2 separate regions of the Mus musculus genome follow, and region 2 is linked to region 1. Evidence: chromatin loops called from intact Hi-C (ENCODE). Cell type or tissue: gastrocnemius. All regions are shown on one strand. Links, peaks and the distances in the headings refer to the core of each region. The heading gives the core; the rest is flanking DNA.

Region 1 (7,227 bases), core at 2,238-4,737:
AACCAGTGGGATCAATGTCAACATGCATACCTTTTACCCTAGCAAAGTCCTGCCTCCTTATGGTACCACTGCAAGCAATCAGTCACTCGCTGTGGCATTTAGAATGTTCTCAAAGCTCACCAGCAGGAGATTGCTAAACAATTTCTAACAGCCATACAGGGTCGTGAAACTTTGTCACTGTTCTGAGACAGGATCTCACCCTGAATCCGAGGCTGGTCTGGCATTTTTTTTACAAAGCCTGGGAAGGGCTTGAACTCATGATAATCCCCCTGCCTCAGCATCAGCATGCTGGGATTGCTGTCAAGAGCTACTATGCATGGATGAAATGCATATCTTTGTAAAGAATGAGAGGTGGATATAGTGGTATATACCCTTAATCTTAGCCCTTGGGAGGCTGAGGCAGGAGTATCAGAGGTTCAAGGCCAGGCTGGAGTACATGAAACCCTATCACAAAAAATAATTAAGAAAGAATGGGGAAAGGAGTGAAGGAGGAAAAACAAAAAGTGAATATTTGTTGATGAAAAAGGCCCCGGGGAGCTGTTGCAAGCTAGAAGGTCCATGGTTTGTAGAGATGGAAATGAACACAGGGCAAGGAGGCCCTCTGAGCCTCTGGAGCAGCTGCGCGTGGCTGACTGCAGAGCTGTGGAGAAATGACCAGGAGAGCTACAGTACTGTGGAGGAGGAGGACAAAGATCAGGGCTCTGGCTGCCCACAGCTAGAGCTGCAGGATGGGTCCCATAGGTGCAGAGGACCCTACAGACTGGTATACCTGCTCAACACAGGACACGTGCAAGCAAGGAGGTGCTGAGGGAGAGGCAGTAACCCAGGCTGTCCTTTGCCTTCCCCTAAACCACTGGGAAGCAGCCAACGTTGACTCTTACCTCAACTCCATATTTAAATGCATGAGTCTGATTAGGGCATAAGGGGATGGCTCAGTTGATAAAGTGCTTGCCGTGCAAGCATGAAGACACGTGTTTGATTCCCAAAGTCTAGGAGCCTCCACCTGTGCAACTAAGAAGTCATCACCCAGGCTGGCATGGGACTTCCCATGCTTGGCTGCTTTGGGATCACCCACAGTCCTGTAAGTAACCTCTTTCACACGTGTTCTGCAAGCAACACTAATAAACTCATGGGTTCCCCTAGTTGAACTGGGTTAGAATTCTATTCTGACCTGCTTTGGGGATGCTATCTGGAGAATAGGAGGGGATAGATTTCTCTTCTAGAAGAAGTTTATACAACGGAACCAAGGTTTCTTACAGCGAATGATCCACTGTGACCACTGCACTGATGTTTCAGGTCTGGAGTTGTTTTTTTTTTTTTTTTTTTAAGATTGATTTTTATTTATTTTATGTATATGAGTTCTCTATCTGCATGTACACCTGAATGCCAGAAGAGGGCATCAGACCCCAGTATAGATGGTTGTGACCTACCATGTAGTTGCTGGAAATTGAACTCAGGACCTCTGGAAGAGCAGAGCCATCTGTCCCAGCCCTCAAGTCTGGATTTTATTTATCATGATTTTCTCCAACTGTGCCTCTCTATTTCCACCTCTGCCAGAATTTGCATCATGTGACTGTTACCTGTCAGTGGAGTTATTTGGGTTTTTTTTTTCCACTTGGTTTTCTTGAGACAAGATCTCTCTATGCAGCCCAGGCTTGTCATAACTTTACTGCAATCCTCTTGCCTCCTATGTACTGGGATTGCAGGCATTGGCTTCCCTACCTGACTCCAATTACTGAACTTTTAAGAAGACAGCTGTGGGGACTGACTGACGAGATGGCCCAGAAGTGAAGAGGAAATGCTCTTGCTGATGACCTGAGTTTGGTTCCCAGCACCTGCCTGTACTGGGAGGCTCATAACTGCCAGTAACTCCAGCTTTAGGGGTTCCTGTGCTTTTGATTTCTGAGGGAATCTGCACACATACCCATACACAGACATCCACACATACTCATATCTACACATACACATACCTAGACACCCATACATAGACATCCACAGACATACACACACACATATACATATATATATATACACATACATACATACATACACACACATACCCATACATAGACATCCACATATACACAAACATACACAGACATGCACACACATAATATATACACATACACATACATAGACACCCATACATAGACATCCACAGACATACACACACATATACATACATATATATATATATATACATATATATATATATACATACATACATACATACACATACCCATACATAGACATACACATATACACAAATATACACACACATGCACACACATAATATATACACATACATAGACATACACACATGCCCATACACACACACACACACACACACACACACTTAAATCTTTAGGAACAGATTCCTGGGCTGGAGATGTGGCTCAGCTGGCAGAGTGCTTGCCTAGCATGCAAGACATGGTGGGTCCCATGCCCAGCCACATTTCAAGCAGGTATGAAAGTACATGCCTGTGGTCCTATCACTTGGAAGCTGAAGGCAAGAGGATCCAAATGTCAAGGTATTCTTGGCTACATATTGAGTTAAAGGCCACTGTGCTGGCTAATTTTATGTCAGCTTGACACAAGCTAGAGTTATCCGAAAGTGGGGGAACATCAATTAATAAAATATCTCCATAGGATCCAGATGTAGGGCATTTTCTTAAGTAATGACTGATAGGAATGAGCCCAGCCCATTGTGTGGGTAGTGCCATTGCTAGGCTGGGGGTCCTGGGTTCTATCGAACTTCTAAGAATCAGGCTGGGCAAGCCAGAAAGGAGCACTCTCCATGGCCTCTACATCAGCACCTGCCTCCAGGTTTAAGCCTCTGTCCTGACTTCCTTCAGTGATGAACTGCACTGTGAAAGTGTAAGTCAAATAAGCCCTTTCCTCTCCTGCTCCTTGGTCATGGTGTTTCATCACAGCAATAGAAACCCTAAGACAGCCACAGAGGGCTATGTGAGATTCTGTCTCAACAACAAACAAACCAACAAAACAACACTACCATGTCCCAACCCTTCATTGGCCAAGGAGTAGCCTCAGATCAGTGGCCCAGGTTCCAGCTCCCTACATGCCCCCTCAAACAGAAAATGCCAGTTTAGGTATGGCTACTGGAGACATGCATTGCATCTAGGATGTCGGGATCTCTTGGGCCTGGGTTCTAGGTGGGGCCTTAGCAGACTGGAAACCATTGTGAGCACTGAGGTTCAGAGGTTGGCCGAGCCCACACAGACGGACTCCTCCCTTGGCCAGGACTTACCAGCAAATACCAAGGACAAGGCTATGAACAGAAGCTGTAAGAAACAGCAGAAAGGTCTGGTTCCCCACCCCCCCCACCCCCCCCACCCCCGCCTCCAGCTTAATTACTAAGGCAGGTGACTGCTGACATTGTACCTTGACCCCCACTGAGAAGACTGGTAGCAAGGCTTCCCGGGGAAAAATGGCATCTCCAGTGTGGAATCAACTATTCCTAGGACATTTCACTGTACCATGCCTGGTCCAATGCCTTGGGACAGGGACCTAAGCCCAGGCGTACAGCATCATGGGCGACTGCACCACTACAATTAAGCAGCTCAGCGTGTGTGTGGGTAGCAAGCCAGCTTGACTGAACCTCCTCATGTACTTGTGGGCTGGCCCGTGCCAGCAGGGGGCGACTTTCTCCAATTCTTTCCAGGTGGCCACCTCCAGTACAGCTTGTGGCCACCTGTACCTCCTATTGCATGTACCTATGTGCTAATGAGCCATCTCAGACCCCCATACTTACAAGCAGGGGTCCCAGCCAATTCTAGGATGGACCTCTGGAGTCCCAATGTCATAACAGCAGGCTGTCTCCACCCCTGCCCAGGGCCTTCATCCCCCATAGCCACTGAAGAGACTTTGGGGATACCAGGTTTTCCGCAGGTGTGGCTAGGCTCAAGCCCCAGTGAGGACATTTATGGGGGCCTGGGTGAGTGTGGCCTCACCCAGGGCTCTGCTACCCAGGGCAGGGCACCACAGGGTCCTGCCACCCTTCCTTGCCTCTGCCCCCTGGAAAAGTCTTTGATCCCCATGCTACTGGCCGCATCAAAGAACAACTATGCTAAGTCATATTTTTCCCCAAACCAGAGAAGTTCAAGGTCGGGCACAAACATTTGGCTCGTTATTTAGAAATAACACGTCCTCTGGGGCCCAGTATCAGATCAAAGCTCAGAAGTTAAACTGCAGAGAAGGCGGCGGCTACGATCAGTGGATTTGTGTTTGCTTATGGTTTTTTTTTTCCCTCCCCTCAGCAGCTAAAAAAAGGGCCTCCAGATTGGCCTAGCGGTTTGGAAGTCTGGTCTGGGGTTCGCAGCCGGGAGGAGACATCGCTCCAAGGCTTCTGGGCGGGGAGGCTGAAAATATTTGGTTGACATGACAATGGTGATAGCTTGGCAGCTGATCAAGCGTGGCCTCCAGGAAATCATCTCCCCGCTTATGCCCCAGCCCCATTCACGGACATTCGCATGCATGCACACTAGTCTACATAGAAGGGGCTCCTGAGACCTTGAGTATACATAAGCACATGCGTACATGGGTACACAAATGCACATACACATGGGTTCTCACAAAGACATACACAGGTACATATAAGCATACAAGCTCACATAGACAAGAAATTCACAGGCATACACAGACTCAGAGGTACATAAAGGAATACAGGCACATACACACATACACACACACATGACACACAGAGACACACAGGAGCACACACATAGGTATATAACACAGGTTCTTAAGGGCATCCACAGGCACATATGAGCACATAGGTACACACAAGGAGATACAGATACCTATAGACACACAAATACACATAAGAACACATAGGCACACACTGAGGCACACACAGAGGTGAACATACAGAGGTGCACACAGGTACATACAGGCACACATAGACTCATGTGTGAGCAACACACGGATTTGCAGCAACAAATAGGAAGGGAGTAGAGATTGGAGACTGGCTGAAATAGCTCACATGACTGGAGGACAACACCTGGATCTGCCAATCCCACCCAGGCAGGCTGCTTTTCAAAAGGGCATCACCTCTTGCTAACCCTTCACTGTGAGGCTCCCAGACCCCACTATTTCCCCTCTAGCCATGGTCAGAAGTGTGGGAAACAGATGGGGACACAGGGCAGAGATTGTCATCATCCCCTGCCATAGCTGTGACCTCTCGTGTCCTTTCTCTCTGACTAACCAAGCGCTCATAAGGACATGGGCTGCCTCGTGACCTCATTCCTCGCCATGTCCCCATAGCCCTACCCTATGCTCCCGTGTTCAGGCCTCCAATCCTGTCCCAGCCTCCAGCCTAACCCCCAGTCACTACCTTCTCTAGGCCTCCCGTGTCTTGAGCCACAACCCCGCATCCCAATCCCCTAAAACTTCCATTCTGCCCCAGACCCAGGTGCTCTGTCCCTGCAGGGAACAATCCCTACCCCACCTCCCTCCATGATCAGGTGCAGAAACTACCATGCCAGCCAAGATCCCATCCCATTGGCTGCAAGCATCGATTCACCTGTGCACGTGACCAGGGCTCAGCTAATGAGATGGCAAGGTGTTTACTGGGGGCTTCTGAAAAAACTTAAAGAGTCTGTGTCCTGTATGGTAGGTGGGAATGGTGGAATTTTAGTCTGTGACAATGTCTCTTCCATATGACAATGCTGTCTGGGAAAAGGTCAACACTGCAGAAAGCCCAGGAAACCGGGTCCTGGAGGATGGCACTGTGAGTCCCTCTCTTCTGCCACAAGACAGATCAGCCCTCAAATGCTACGAGGTGGCTGGCAGCACAGAAAACCATAGGCTCTGGATGGCTCGGCCTTGCAGCCCATAGGCCTGTAACCACCCACTGTCAGCCTTCTCAGGCTCTTGGACATCCAGGCCCATGCCCCCTGTTGCTGAAAGCATTGGCTGGCACAAAGCCCACCCAGCTCTTCCAGAGAGATCCTTAAGCACACCTGCAGACTCCTTGTATGCCTGGGAAGGGGGCATGCCCAGCCCCCACCTGGCACTTCTCTTCTCTGGTGGCTGGAGGATATACTGCCTACACACCTGTTCCCGTCAACATGCACCTACAGGCACACAGGTCCACACTTCACAGCTGTCTATGTTCGTCTGTGTGGAGACAGATAGGCTCTCTCTGTTCCCCCGAGAAGAGAGTTGCACGTGAGTTATGTGTTTGGGAAGGAAATTGTGGAAGCATTGTCAGGGGGTGAGCCAGAACCCAGAAGCAAAGGACAGAAGTAGCCAGGGTGCTGTGTCAATCCATGGGCGACCTGGCTGGTTTTATGTCAACTTGACAGAAGCTAGAGGCGTTGGGAAAGAAGGATCTCACTTGAGAAAATGGCTCTGCAAGATTTGCCTGTGGGCAAGTCTATAGTGCATTTTCTAGATTACGGATCGCTGTGAAGGCAGAGGCAGCTCACGGTGGGCAGTGTCGTGCCTGGGTAGGTGATCTGATCTGTATGAGAAGGCAGCCTGAGCTACCTACAAGGGCATTCCAGCAAATAGCATCCTTCCATGGTCCCTACTTTAATTCCTGCCTTGACTTCTCTCAGTGATGAAGAGTGAGGGGCTGTAAGGTGGAATAAACCCTTCCAGTAACAGAAACCTTGACTGAGACAGTGGGGGACCCCAGAGAGGTCACAGAGGATTTGAGGAGGCAAATCTTAGTTATGTTATCACAATGGAGGATGGCTCCAAATGCACACAGACCCCAGCTCTTCTGAGCCCTAGCCTTACGGACCTGTGCATCTATCTCACCATATGAGTCTCTGGTGTGGATATACCAAAATAGATGTGTGAACACATATGCACCATTAGGCACACGTTCCCAGGCTGTGGGTTTCGACAGCCTGTGACACGACAGGAGAGGGTTCCACGTGGTTGAGGCTTCCTCGTCCCCATCACTTTTGGGAATGGGTGCTGTGCCCTCTGGGAGCTGTCACGGGGAAGGAAGACCTGCAGATGCTGCTGGAGGGGCAATGCCCCTTTAATGTCTCTCCCGAAACCTCATCTCCAAGGATAGCATCAAAACCAAGACACATAAGAAGGGAGAAATGGAAAACAGCTGGCAGTAAGACAGTTTGACTCTTTATAATTCTCAAAAAGTGATGGACATAGTGGCCCAGGTAAGTTTCTAGGCAACATTATTTTCGGTACTGGGTATTAATGGCAAAAGGATTAATACAAGCTAAGCAATTA
Region 2 (7,227 bases), core at 1,783-4,282, 63 kb after region 1:
AGGCCATATTTATGACCTATATTACATATACATGACCTACATTTAATTGATACATAGAGTCAGATACATAATTGATATATATGGTTATACTTAATGATTATGTATTGTAGCTGAGCTCCATGGTATCCACCTGTCATCCCAGCATTCAGTAGGACTGAGAGTTGGAGACCGTCCCAGACCACATAGTGAGACCCTGTCTCAAAAAAACCAAACTCAGATTGGAGACAGAGCTCAGCCAGTAAAGCCTGTTATAAGCTGGATACAGTGAAGAACATCTACGATCCCAGTGATGGTGAGATGGGAGGCAGAAACAAACAGGCAGATCCCTGGAAGCCTGTGGGCCAGCTAGTATGGTCTATTCATTGAAGTTAAAAGGTGAGAGACCCTATCTTGAAGAAAACACGTAAGACACCCAAGGAAGGAATTATACAAAGTTGTCCTCTGATGTCTACAGGCATACATACCTGCATACTAGTGCACACACACACTTGTGTATATTGGGTAAGGGGTTTTCTTTTGGTAACCCTAGCTGTCCTGCAACTTACTCTGAAGACCAAGCTGGCCTTGAACTCTCAGATCTGCCTGTCTCTGCCTCCTACCTGCTAAGATTAAAGGCATGCACTACCACCACCTGGAACTCACCAATTTGACTAGACTGGTTGGTCAGAGAGCTCCAGGGATCTCCTTGTCTCTACTTCCCCAGTGTTCGAGTCACAGAAGTACAACTGGCATACCCAGCTTTTTACATAGATGCTAGAGATCTGAATTCAAATTCTCTTGTTTATATAGCAAGCATTTTACCAACTGAGACATCTTTCTGGCCCAGCATCCTAAAATACAGACCCAAGAAGCCCAGCTATGAAAGGAGCAGATATCCCTAACTTGAGCCAGCCTCAGTCATGATGTCTACTTGGCTACTAGACAGTCGTGGAGTCAACCTCTCATTTCCTGTCTCTCCTGGACTCTCCTAATAGTTTTCTGTGCCATTCCACAGATGAGAAAATAAGTTGTCCAACTAAACTAGCACTTAATCTGGAAGATAAGCAAACCAGGCAGGTGTTCAGCTGTGGAAACTGAAGCATTGCTCTTCCCTGGGCATAGCTTCTGAACAACCTAGTTCTGTACAATCAGTACCGAACTGAGAACTCTCACAGATACCAACCAGTGTCTCCAAGCCAAAATGGGTCCTTTGCCTCTATGTGACTTCCCCTTTAAGGCTTCCCATCATTCACCTGGTCCTCTGTGTTCCCATATGTAAAATGAAGCATGTGAATCTTATACATAAATCCTGTGTCTAACTGCTACTGAATTAGGGCTTTGTTAGACATCCATAGCACCAGCCAGATCACACCACATTCATCAGTAACACTAAGTTGCCACCAGTCCCTGAGATTCAAATCAGCCCTCAAGAATAACTCTCTGTGCTATTGTGAAGATAAAATGAGATTTGAGCCCATCTTAGAACAATTTAAGAGGCCTTGATGGTAGAATCCTTTTCTGAGCTGACATCATCTGTCAAAGATTCACACAAATTGAGCCTAAGAGCTCTCAACTTTTGAAGGTAAAAACACAGGAGAAAGTGGGTCTTTCTAAAATCATGTCCTCCATCCATTGTACATCAAACTTTATAGTCAGCTTCCATTTACACAATGGTGTTTAGTCCATTTACATTTATTGTAAACTTTGGTATAGCTGTATTGAAGTGCTAAAATTTGCTCCTTGATTTTTTTTTTTTGTCTCATTTTGTGGCTGTTCTTTTGTTATTGTGGTTTTAACATGTTTGGTGAGTCTGTTATTGTTGTTTCAGTTTTATCTTTCTAAATCTTTCCTGCCTTCTCTGGTACTAATCAGATAATTTATAGCCACAGTTCTCAAAGTATCCATAGATCCATTCAAGAGCCTATGGAGTCAAAACTCACAACGTTCACCAGTAACTCTGTATTGCCACCTGTTCTTTGACTCTCTTCTCATCTTTGACTCTCCCCTTCTTATGTGTAGTAACAAAGTAACTTCCCAGTGACCACATGCTATCATAATGTAGCCTCACAAAAGAATGAATGTAAAAGCAGGTGTGTGGGTTCAGCCATTAAGGAAACCATTGAAAGACTTCCTCTGTTAAAGAAATCAGCAAAACTACCCAGCAATGCTACTTCTGTATTCTGTTTTCTCATTCTAGAGAGTAGTTTGGAGGAGTTGTGTTTCTTTTTGAGACAGGGTCTTGCTGTGTAGCCCAGGCTGGCCTGGAAGTCATGATTCTCTTGCCTCAGCCTCTTAGTCTTTCTCTTGATCTGTTTGTCTTAACAATGTTACCTGCATTGCCTATGATGGTCTCAATGCTAACCTGACTCAATGCTAGGCTTTCTGATCCTCTCTCAAGAGCTGAACACATAGCAGCTTCCCTCTCACTTGTAACCTTGGGCTGAGCTGGGTGTCCGCTGGCCTTAGTCCCTGACCCCAGGAAAGAAGTGTTCTGCCCTCTTGGCCACGGCTCCATCCTGGCAAGAATCCTTTGCTGGCACCTCCTAACTACCTCTGAATCCGCAGGAGGCGTAAGGGCAGGGAGAGGGGGTTTGTTTGGAATCCCATCCCAATTGGCCAGCAGCAACACTGGTTTGTCCAGAGAGCCTTGGCTTCCTCCTCCTGGAACCCTGCCCCCTCTTGGACTTGAGTCCAGGCCTGGAGGGGTAGCCAGGAGTGAGCAGATGGGCTCCTGGCCAGGCACGTGGCCCAGGAGGGGCTGTAGGAGCTGACACTGCAGCTCGAAAGCCAGGGGCACTCTCCTCGGCTCACTTCACAGTGCCAGGAAGCTGGGAGAACCCTTCCCATGTGAAGCTGAAGTGCCCAGCCCACCCAGCTGGGGGAACCTTTGTGGTTGTCTCCTAGTCCTGTTTCTCTCAGCCACAGGGTGGCCCAGGCCCTGCTCCTCCCTGAGTGGTGGGGATGACTGGATGGAGAGCTACAGAGACTAGGAAGCCAAGCTTTCTCCAGCATAGCCAGCAGCATCAGCCTTGCCATATATCAGTGAGCCAGGCCAGCTGGTGCAGAAGCTGGTCTCGCTAGTCCAAGATCCAGGCCTTTCCACTTACAGCCTCTGCCATCTCTGTCCACAGCTCCAGGATCAAGGGGTGAGCTGTGGGTCACTGCTATTTTAAATGCTAGTACACATGAAGAAAATAGCTAATAATAAAAAAATAAATAAAAGGAAAAAATGCTAGTACACCTTTGATCCCAGCTCTCCAGAGGCTGAGGCAGGTGGATTTCTCTGAGTTCATGGCTAGCATGGTCTATATAGTGAGCCTCAGGCCAGCCAACGCTACATAGAAAGACCCTGTCTCAAAAACACCAAAATATCCAGGTGGTAGTGGCATATTCCTGCACTCAAGAGGCAGAAGCTGATGGTTTTCTATGACTTTGAAGCCCAAGCCAGCCAAAGCTACATAGTAAGACTCTGCCTCAAAAACACCAAGATAAATAAATAAGTAAACGCTGAACCTCCAGACTTCAAACACTAACGTTTTCTGAGGCATCCAGTGTCCTCTGTGGAAACCTTTGGTATTTCTCAAGTGTCACCTGTGAGAGAGCTGGTGTGTGGCTGTGGTCACAACCCAAACCCTGCAGGCTGCTTTAGGCTGCCCCTGCAAAAAAAGTGGAGCAAAAGTCAGGAAGATTAAGGTCTTCATAAAAATCCCTGCCACATGGGACCCTCCCTCAGGACCCCTGCCCATGTCCTGCTGCAGAGAGATAGAAGCCACCAAGGTTCAGGATCTGCCCTTGCCATGGGGATGGAGTGGGAGAAACAGCAGTGTGGGACATGAAAGCTGCCATGCCTCCCACCTCTCCCCATCCTCCCCACCCTCTTTGCCCCTCCCCATATCTCTACACCCCTTCCCACCCTGTTTCCCTCAAAACATCAGTCACATGCTCATTAGTCATGGTTCTTGGTATGATCACATCAATAATGCCCCCAGCTGGGTGGTGGTGCACACCTTTAATCTCAGCACAATGGGGACAGAGGCAGACAAATCTCTGAGTACAAGGCCAGCCTGCTCTACAGAACAAGTTCCAGGACAGACAGGGCTGCATAGGAAACCCCTGTCTCAAAAAACATAAGGGGGGAAGAGAGAGACCGAAACAGAGACACACACACACACACACACACACACACACACACACACAGAGAGAGAGAGAGAGAAAGAGAGAGAGAGAGAGAGAGAGAGAGAGAGAGAGAGAGAGAGAGAGAGAGAGACCCAAGTGTGAACCCTTAGGTAGAAAGTTTTCTAGAACAGCCCATAGTCTTATGCCCTCTATGGCTGCTTATTATTAGAGAACAGAAAGCCATCAAGTGGAGACCCTCTCCTAACATGCCAGTAGAAGGAACATCAAGAGCAGCCTTTGAGTCCAGACTCAGTGCCCTCCACACAGCTAAGGATGCCTGGTGAGTTCTGATGCCTAGTTTCTTTGCAAAGAGCCCCAAGGCTTCTTGACATCCCTTGAGGGGTCCCTCTCATTGGGCAGCTCTATTTCTGGTTGGTGTGAATTCAGACTCCCTCAGGCAATACCATATCCTTGTCTTCCATCAGAACAAGGCTCATGGCTCTCTGCCCAGCTCCCTGCTGCCCTGCCTATGCTGTGCTCTGATGGTCTAATTTCATTCTGTTGCTGTCGTAGTAAAACACTGTGACCAAAAGTAATTTAGGAGAGGAAAAGGTTTATTTGTCTAGCACTTTGAGATCACAGTCCATCATTGAGGGAAGTCAGGGCAGAAACCCAAGGCAGGAAGCAGGAGGTCCGTCTGCGTGCTCTTCCACTCAGCATCACTTCCAGCCGGGAACTCTCTCGCAGCCAAAGTACAGCAGAAACCACAGAGGATTGGTTTGCTAGCTGGGTCACAGATTCTTATGGAGTGCAGCACAACCCAGCTTAGGGAATGCTGTTGCCCACAGTGGACTCGACCCTCCACACATTCAATTATCAAGACAATCCCCAACAAATACACCCACAGAGAAATCTAACTTAGACAATGTCCTGTGTGGAGGATTCAGGACTGGATTCGGAGTCTGTGAATTCAAGATACTTATTTAGAGGGGAAGGGGCAAATGTCAGCCCTCGGTCATATCACAAGTGGAATGGGACATAAAAATATCTTCTTGACCCTGCCTGCTGGAGTCTAGCTTCACAGATTTGCACTGAGGGTGATTTGTGAAGTTAGGGGTCAGAGGAGAGAGCCACCACCATGCTCACTTAGCAACTATGTGACTGGGCAGGGATCTCAAAAGACAGTGGCAGGAGACTTTGCCCTAGATGGAGAGAGCACTGTTCCCTCCTCTCTCTAGACATCCTCTCCTATTCACCCTGATTCTGATAGGGAGAGGCAGAGGTCAAAGGTGCAGATAACCTCATAGGTTTTAAGATAGTTCACATGTGTAACGCCAGAAACGAGGAAAGTGAGCCATGGTAAAACAATACCCACAAATCCCAGTGGATACTCCTGGGCACACATATGGTCTACAATTCTGGATATGGGGAAACTGTGGTCTGGTGAGGTAGCACTCATCTCTCTGTGCTGGAACAGGGCTCTCAGTAACCCCTCTACCATGACCCTGGCTCAGACCTGTATGGCTGTGCCCACTCCTGCGGAGGCAGGCTCCAACTTTCTTCTGAGCCCTGGCTCAGTCCACATACCCTTTCAAAATGCACCCAGCACTCAGTCAACAAAGGCTCTCATTCAGCCCAGCCTTCCCCGTTGCAGGGAGTGCGTGCTTTAAAAGTGTGTTTCTCTCAAAGACTAACTCAGCACTTCTCAGAAAGAGAGGCAAGCTGGCCATGCTTATGTGACAAGATGCTCTGCCTTGCTGTACCAAAGGCCTCTCAGCCACAACCCTGATGGGACTCAGAGACCATGCTAGTCTTGCATCTGGGGCTCAGGAAAGCAGATCCAGGGTTTCTTGTGACCCATTCCCCTTCTGTCCCCAAGCCAGTCCAGAGGCTACCACAAGTCTCTTAAGTGCAAGAGAAAGGGCTGGTCGGCGCTAAAGCCACCTGCGGGGCAGGCAGAGACGAGGTTCAGCAAGCACATCACAGGTGCTGGGTACCCACCCTCTCCCCAAGTCTGGGACCCAGAAGCTGCTCTCAGGGAGTCTGGATGGCTGTGCTGGGCTCTTAGTGCCTTCATCTAGTTTACACTAGTTCCTGCCTCCCCCGAATGGTAGAGAATGCTCCCACTGCCAAGAGACAAGCATGGTTCCAGCAAGGTATATGAGGCCCGTCCATGTGTGCAAAGAGTGGACCGCTATTCCTAGGCCTGGGCAGAGCTGAGCTGCTTGAGAGAGGAAGCTCTGTCTCAGTGTGTTCCCTGTACCACCAGCACCCACTGAATCACCCAGGAGATGGAAGGGGCTCCCATAGGGATGATGCTGTGACAGCCACAAGACCTGGGCTGCAGACAATCTCGGGATACAGAGTGGAGACAGCAGTAGCTATGCCTAGCGAAGGCTCCGCAGAGTTTTAAAGTGTTTGCTGCACAAGCATGAGGACCTAATTTCAGATCCCTAGAAGCCATAAAAAAAAAAATGAGACATTTCAGTGCACAGCTGTGACACCAGCACTGGCCCAACCTCATTCTCATTGCAACACAGTCTAGTCTAGTGAGAGTCCCTGCCTCGAAAGAAAGAAAGAAAGAAAGAAAGAAAGAAAGAAAGAAAGAAAGAAAGAAAGAAAGAAAGAAAGAAAGAAAGAGACAGGGGGAGGGGAACGGAGGGAAGGAAGGAAGGAAGGAAGGAAGGAAGGAAGGAAGGAAGGAAGGAAGGAAGGAAGGAGTAATTAAAGACAGAGCTCAAAGTCTGACTTTAGACTGCCACACATGCATCTGATGTACACATGCATGTGTGCACACAAAGTGCACTTGCCCCTCCAAGGCCTGCTATGGTGGCTAGAGACCTGGGGATATTGTCTTGCCTCAGAATTTCTCCTAAGTGTTCATGGGAGGCTAAGCTAGGAAAGCAGGACCCCAGGGCCATCCCATTACTACCCACATGGACAAACCTAGACGCTGGGGTGGGCCCAGCAACCACTTCCAAACCTAGGTAGCCATGGCTATAACCCTGCTGGGTCTGCTATGGAGACAAACCACAATGGACAGTGACCTCTAGAGCCAGTAAGCAGAGACCCTGAGCTGGCTGGTGAATGCCTGGCCTTTTAGCCACCAAAATGATGGCTTTTGTGCTGGAT

Evidence for each region. Peaks named below come from ENCODE experiments on the same cell type or tissue, not always from the same donor. Only the 100,000 strongest peaks of a DNase experiment are listed, where the experiment ranks them.
Region 2: it touches region 1 in a loop (2.2-fold over the local background); 4 of 42 quality-filtered maps call a loop at or near these places.

The regions. Positions count from the first base shown.
Region 1 is chr5:138,853,796-138,861,022 of GRCm38, forward strand. No RefSeq gene overlaps it. Among named protein-coding and RNA genes, the nearest start is that of Gm30206, 32 kb to the left of the region's middle. In gastrocnemius, for the core only: a CTCF peak has its summit at 3,649 (motif pointing right); DNase peaks (open chromatin) are centred at 3,632 and 4,394.
Region 2 is chr5:138,917,697-138,924,923 of GRCm38, forward strand. No RefSeq gene overlaps it. Among named protein-coding and RNA genes, the nearest start is that of Gm38726, 13 kb to the right of the region's middle. In gastrocnemius, for the core only: a CTCF peak has its summit at 2,890; a DNase peak (open chromatin) is centred at 2,652; H3K27ac peaks cover 2,070 bases.